2 separate regions of the Homo sapiens genome follow, and region 2 is linked to region 1. Evidence: chromatin loops called from intact Hi-C (ENCODE). Cell type or tissue: endothelial cell of umbilical vein. All regions are shown on one strand. Links, peaks and the distances in the headings refer to the core of each region. The heading gives the core; the rest is flanking DNA.

What was found. Hi-C counts contacts between places; a loop is a spot of excess contacts. Peaks named below come from ENCODE experiments on the same cell type or tissue, not always from the same donor. Only the 100,000 strongest peaks of a DNase experiment are listed, where the experiment ranks them.
Region 2: it touches region 1 in a loop (9-fold over the local background); 1 of 110 quality-filtered maps calls a loop at or near these places.

The regions. Positions count from the first base shown.
Region 1 is chr6:12,572,076-12,575,006 of GRCh38, reverse strand. No RefSeq gene overlaps it. Among named protein-coding and RNA genes, the nearest start is that of LINC02530, 12 kb to the left of the region's middle. In endothelial cell of umbilical vein, for the core only: no CTCF peak of the experiment used is centred there; a DNase peak (open chromatin) is centred at 1,666; H3K27ac peaks cover 2,500 bases.
Region 2 is chr6:11,648,981-11,651,911 of GRCh38, reverse strand. No RefSeq gene overlaps it. Among named protein-coding and RNA genes, the nearest start is that of TMEM170B, 110 kb to the right of the region's middle. RefSeq lists enhancers at 571-1,176, 1,177-1,782. In endothelial cell of umbilical vein, for the core only: no CTCF peak of the experiment used is centred there; a DNase peak (open chromatin) is centred at 1,471; H3K27ac peaks cover 2,414 bases.

The DNA of each region.
Region 1 (2,931 bases), core at 179-2,678:
GGAAAAAACTATCAAGAGAGCAGGTATTATGTCTCTTTCATTCTCTCTCAAATATCACAGAATATTGATCTTACGGAGAGAACACAGACAAGTTGAAAGGATTAACAGATTCAACAATAAGCAACAACTCATTTCTGTGGTTATTAAAGGACATATTAATAATTTGTTGACATTTAGTAATATGGGATGAGAATCTGGAAATGAGTACTCCACTACAAAAAAGGACAGGCAAGACTGGTAAGTGTGGGGGAGAAGGGGAAAAGATAAAAATTAGCCTAAAAACTACTCCCTTACCCTCCTGCTTACAAGTTGGTGTCTGCTTCTCAGGAAGGAGAGACAGTGTACCAATGACACAGGCAGAGTAAACTGCATGTCGTTCTCATTACAGACAGCAGCTGTGGTTTTCCCCAACAAGCCCCTTTGTTGTCATCAAAAATAACTGATATAAAGAATAAACTCCTTAGGGAACCTTTTCCAAATGGTGCTCCTTGGAACACGAGTGCCTTTTGAAAAATTCATAAGTCATTAAAAATTAAAGGGGGGTGGCCTGCAAGAATACATGGAGTTAAACAAAGTTAAGCAGATTTCTTAACAGAAGACTTGACAGAATCATTACTATAATTACACACATTGGGAAGTTTTCATATGAGTGATATAATAGGCACCATTTCCCAAACTCAATCATTCAAACATTGTGTGCATTGAACACTTACTGATTTACTGATTTATGCTGTAACTGTCACACCAAAGAGGGCAGTTTGGGAAACACTGCTCTAAGGTATTGTTAAACTCAATAATGCGTCCCTGATTATTACTGTCATGATTCTTGTGTCTCGTGAATAGTTACATTAGTAGGTACCCCACTTAAATAACCCAATCTTAAGGCTTATTTCCAAATAAGTGTACTACAACCCATATTCACAAGCCAGTTTTGGTGTTATGTTATGACAGTCTGTTTTTTATTTTATAACAACTATCACCTCTGAAAAAATAGTCCATGGACATCAGAGACTCTTAATAACAATGTTTTGGTTGAAAAGATGATAATAAGATGCTGTGGGGGGATCACAAAAGAGTAAAAAGCACGATCCCTGCTCTTAATGAGCTTAACAGTTGGCTGAGGTAGATAAGAGAATTACATGAAAAATTAAATGATATAAAAGTTACATTGTATTATACAGTAAATAAGAAGCATCATAATTAATCATGACGCATGATTAACTGAGATTAAAAGGTAATAGACAAGGTGGTATTTGTCACATCTAAGGGCATATATTTGTATGAATTGAATCACTACCCACACTCCCAGAAATATATGCACTTCCAAAAATGTGCTGCATCAACTTGGAGCCCCACCAAGACACTAGGCAGGGCTGCTTCTATTGTTTCAGGATACAGACAAGAGTGTTGAGACAAATCTCCTCCTTCCAAATTCAACCAACAGCTGAGAGCACAGCACCCTCCAACTCCCCTTAGAAGACCACAGTCTCCATCCCTAGATTGGAGTGGATCCCAGCAAGTTTACACCAAGGTCTGTTCTGAAGGAGAGACACTATCCCTCAACCTGGATCTCAAGAAGCTGGTCTGACACCCCAACCAGCCATCTGCTAACAGCCAGGCATTCCTGACATGATTGCTTGATGAGTCATTTTCAGAACTCTCAAATTTGTGAAGTGCATTGCTTTATTTCCATCCTCATTTTTCCCCCCAGCTAGAAAAGCTTCCTGATGTCGTTCTTCCTGTAAAAACATGATTAATTTTTAGCCCTTGATTAGATTCAAATTTCTGTAGAGGGCAGTGAACAGGTTGCTTTGTTCTGTCTCCAGCTAAGAACTCAAGGAAAGAAAGCCATTTAATGTCTTTTCTACCTTCGGGAGAATTCTGTGGACTTTGTCCACTGTACCATAGCATTGTAGTCACAGGGATGTGCCCACGGCTTTCAACACAAACTTGCAGCTCTTTGGAAATGGGCCAATAAGAATGCATACTAGAGAGATGGGCTAGGGAGCATTGAAAGATTGTAGACTTTGACTAGCAACTCCATTCTGATAGCTGTTTATCCACATTTTTAACATTTATAAAAATGTATAAAAATATAAAATGGCATTGTTTCTCATTGGGCTAGAAATTTTAGATATTCTAGAACTACCGTGGCATCAACATATATTTAAGACATGATAGGTTTAGACAAAAGTGATTAAACTAAAAGCCATTGGCATATGTAAGCATACGGTTCACTGATCATAATCCAAGCATCTAATTTTAATAAAATATTATCAATTGTGGTTTCAGTAGTCTGTATCATCTCCTGAACATAGTAAAGCCTCCTAAATATATGCCATAAATATCTTTTCCACACAGTTTTTTGATTCATATTTTATTTATTAGATTTATTTGTATCTCATTCTTTTCAAAACGTATTTGTAGTTGACATTACAAATGACACAGTAGGTAGTACAATAAGGAAGTGATAAGCAAATCAGTAAATGCATGCAATTATCAGCAAACAACAGTCATGGAAACCTCAACTGAAATGGACAGCTATGGGAAAATAGAGTGCTATAGATCAATAATATTTTATATTTTTATAATTGGATGAAAACATATAATGATAATATACAGTGGTTGAAATATATATATATCTACATAGATGCATGGACATAGCTTTTATAGTCTATTGTAAATATGTATATTAATACACAAAATAAACACACACATATGTGAAGAAAGAAGGATATAAAAATTATTAGAACTATAGGAAAATAGGAACTAATTGTTAAGCTTTAGTTCATGTTGAACACAGTAGCACAGAAAGCCAATAAGAATTTTGAGGGCATTTTATTTCCCTAATTAGCTTTTCCTGAAGATAGAAAATAAAGTGCTCTAATTTTAAAGAGCAAGAAGTAAAGCAAAGAGTTAGCAATGACCCAT
Region 2 (2,931 bases), core at 280-2,779, 920 kb after region 1:
CGTTCCCCCAGTGCTTAAGAATCACTGTTATAAATTCTTCTTCCTTGCAGCTCTCAGAACTGATCCCTCCTCTCTTTGGCACGTATCTCTGCCTCAGTTCCAGCTCTCAGCCCCCTCCCTGAATCCCACAGCACCTCCCAACTATGTCCCTGCCTTCAATCTGCCCCATCATCCCCAATCCCTACATTGCTGCCAGAGTGAGCTCTCTGACATGTCTGTCTGAGGTGATGGATATTATTGGGTGTCTCTCAGCATCATTCTGTCTTCTTCTTTAAACAGAGACTGGATTTCGTTCAGACACCTAAATCTCCCACCTTTGCCCTATGCTTCTAGGAAAGCTGTCTCTTCTCCCTTTTCCTTGGGCAGGCCTGATTGATCGAAGAGTTAGCCTATCCACTTACCAGTGACTGTTTTAATATTGGTCCATGTTTCAGTTCTGGACAATGTTCTGGAAGGAAAGGTTTGTGGCTGCTTCTGGGAATATTCTTCACTTCTTATCTGCAGGCCATGAAACGTGTAAAATTCTGCCATGACACTATCACACTGCCTTACTCATTTATGTGTTTGGATCCCTACAGAGACTGTAAGCTCATAGCGTAGGCCTTCTCTTACTCTACTCTTCATCCCACTCCTAATACTGGCACATAGTAGACCTTCAAATAACAGTTGCTGAATGAATGAATGAATGAAGGAATGATGTTTAAATTATCAAGGGTGGTGAATCTTCCCAAAGCACTTCCTAACAGACAAAGGGACAGAGATCCTACTCCACAATAAAAGAGCATCCACTTATTGATGATGTTTGCTATAAACTCACATCTGTTGCAGCTGCCTTTTCCAGAACACAATGCCAGGCCAGATGTCAACCTTCTTTCCTAAGTAGGAAGTGTTTCCTAAGTCACATACACAAGAAGACCTCTCTACAGGATGTTATGATTGCCCCTTAAAGGCAGCAACAAAGCAAGGTTTTAGGACACCAGAGTCAGATGCACTTTGAACACCCTGTCTTCTCAGCAGAGGCAACATCATGTACTGGCCTGAATCATCAAAATCAACAAGACAGGTAGTACAGAAGGGTATGAACTTGAAGCAGAAGGGACCCTGGCCTCACCGGCAGGGCATTACAATTTGAAGTGGACATAAAGCATAATCACCAAAGACATTAAATTAAAAATCCTGCCTGCCCCCATAAAGCCCAGAGGACAAATTAGTAGAGTTGTATACAGGCTGCAATGGAATCATTTGCAATTAAGAGCAGTAATTTAGCTTCTGTTCCTGTAATTATAACTGCTCCTGTGTGGACAGACAGATCCCTCATTGTGTCTGGAACAATCGCAGCATTCCAAACATAAAGCAAGCCAAAGTAGCATACCCCAGGGCCGCCTCTTTCAACAAGCTATCGCTCAACAGCCCCCCGGTGCAGCCGGCTTGAGGGCCCAGTTTCCTGCCATTGTTAGCCTGCTGAGCCTGGAATTCCATCCAAATGGGTTTGACCCCTTTGCTAAACAGCAGTGCATATTTCCCTGATTAGTATATTCCTGTGTTTAGATGGGAAGTGGCAAGGTTGGGGGAGGTGAAGGGAGAAAGACAAGGAAAATAATAAGGAAAAACAACTCCATTCTATTCATACAATGATGATAGCAACCTGGAACTCTGGCTTCATCTGCAAGTGTAATATCCGTGCTACTCATGCATAAATAAATATTCATCCATCAAAAATTCTGTGTTATGTGCATGCCATAGACTAACCAGGCTAGGAATGAGCATGCACACCTGACTTCATTAATAAGTAGTTATTGCTATGGGGGGTCTGTTTATTCTAAGAACATGCAGAAAATTATAAACTATAATCTCCTTGTGGTTGTCCTTAATTACGTGAGTTCTGTCCCTCAAGGATATTTCCTTCTGACAATGACACTGAAGAGGGGCCTTTTGGTATTCGGCAACTGGAGTGATTCCTGCATATATAGGACTGCCCTTCTCCACACCACATCTTCTCCCACCGTACCCTACTTCCTGCTGTTTCGTCTAATGCTACAGTTTCTATCCATTCATTTTGCCTTTTATATTAATCTGGAATTCCCTCTTACAGATCACTTCACCATGTATTCCTTAGCAAACATTTTTATCACCACGTTTATTAATGTCTATTTGTTAATGACCCAAAGGCAAAGAAAAAATAATTCACCGTTTAAAGTCCTACGAGGTTATCAAAATTAAAAACATATATGATTTAAAGACACCATCAAGAAAGTGAAAAAGCCCATAGAGTGGAAGAAAAGTTTCACAAATCATACATTTAATAAGGGACTTGTATCTAGAATATATAGGGAACTATGACAACTCAAGACAAATAACCCAGTTGAAAGCAGGCAAGAAGCTGAACAGACATTTTACCAAAGAAGACATACAAGTAGCCAGCAAGCACATGAAAAGATGTTGGGTGTCATTAGCCCCCAAGGATCAATCAAAACCACAATAGGATACCACTGTTACGTGCGGGTCTTTGTTCTTAGAGCTCCCAAGATATGGCGGGCCACTCTCAAGACGGGGGCAAGCCTCTTATTCTCTGACCTGGGGTTCTTGGCCTCACGGATTCCAAGGAATGGAAGCTTGGGCCATGCGGTGAGTGTTATAGCTCTACTAGAAGCCGTGAGTCACAGAAGAGAACCCTGGAACCCAGCAACTAGCGTTCAGCTCGATTAGGACGAACCCTGGGCCCTTAGCCATGCAGGAACAATAGCGAGCCTCCAGCCCGATTGGGAGCGGCAATGGGCGTCTCGCTGGATCAGAAGCACAGTGGACAACCTGACGGATCCAGAGGGGTGGAAGTCAGAGGCGGGTCTGTGACGGCGGCAAACGGCAGTAGTGGACCGCGAACGAAAGCTCAGCTCGAGCCATAACAAACATGGACCAGAAGAGTGTGCAGTT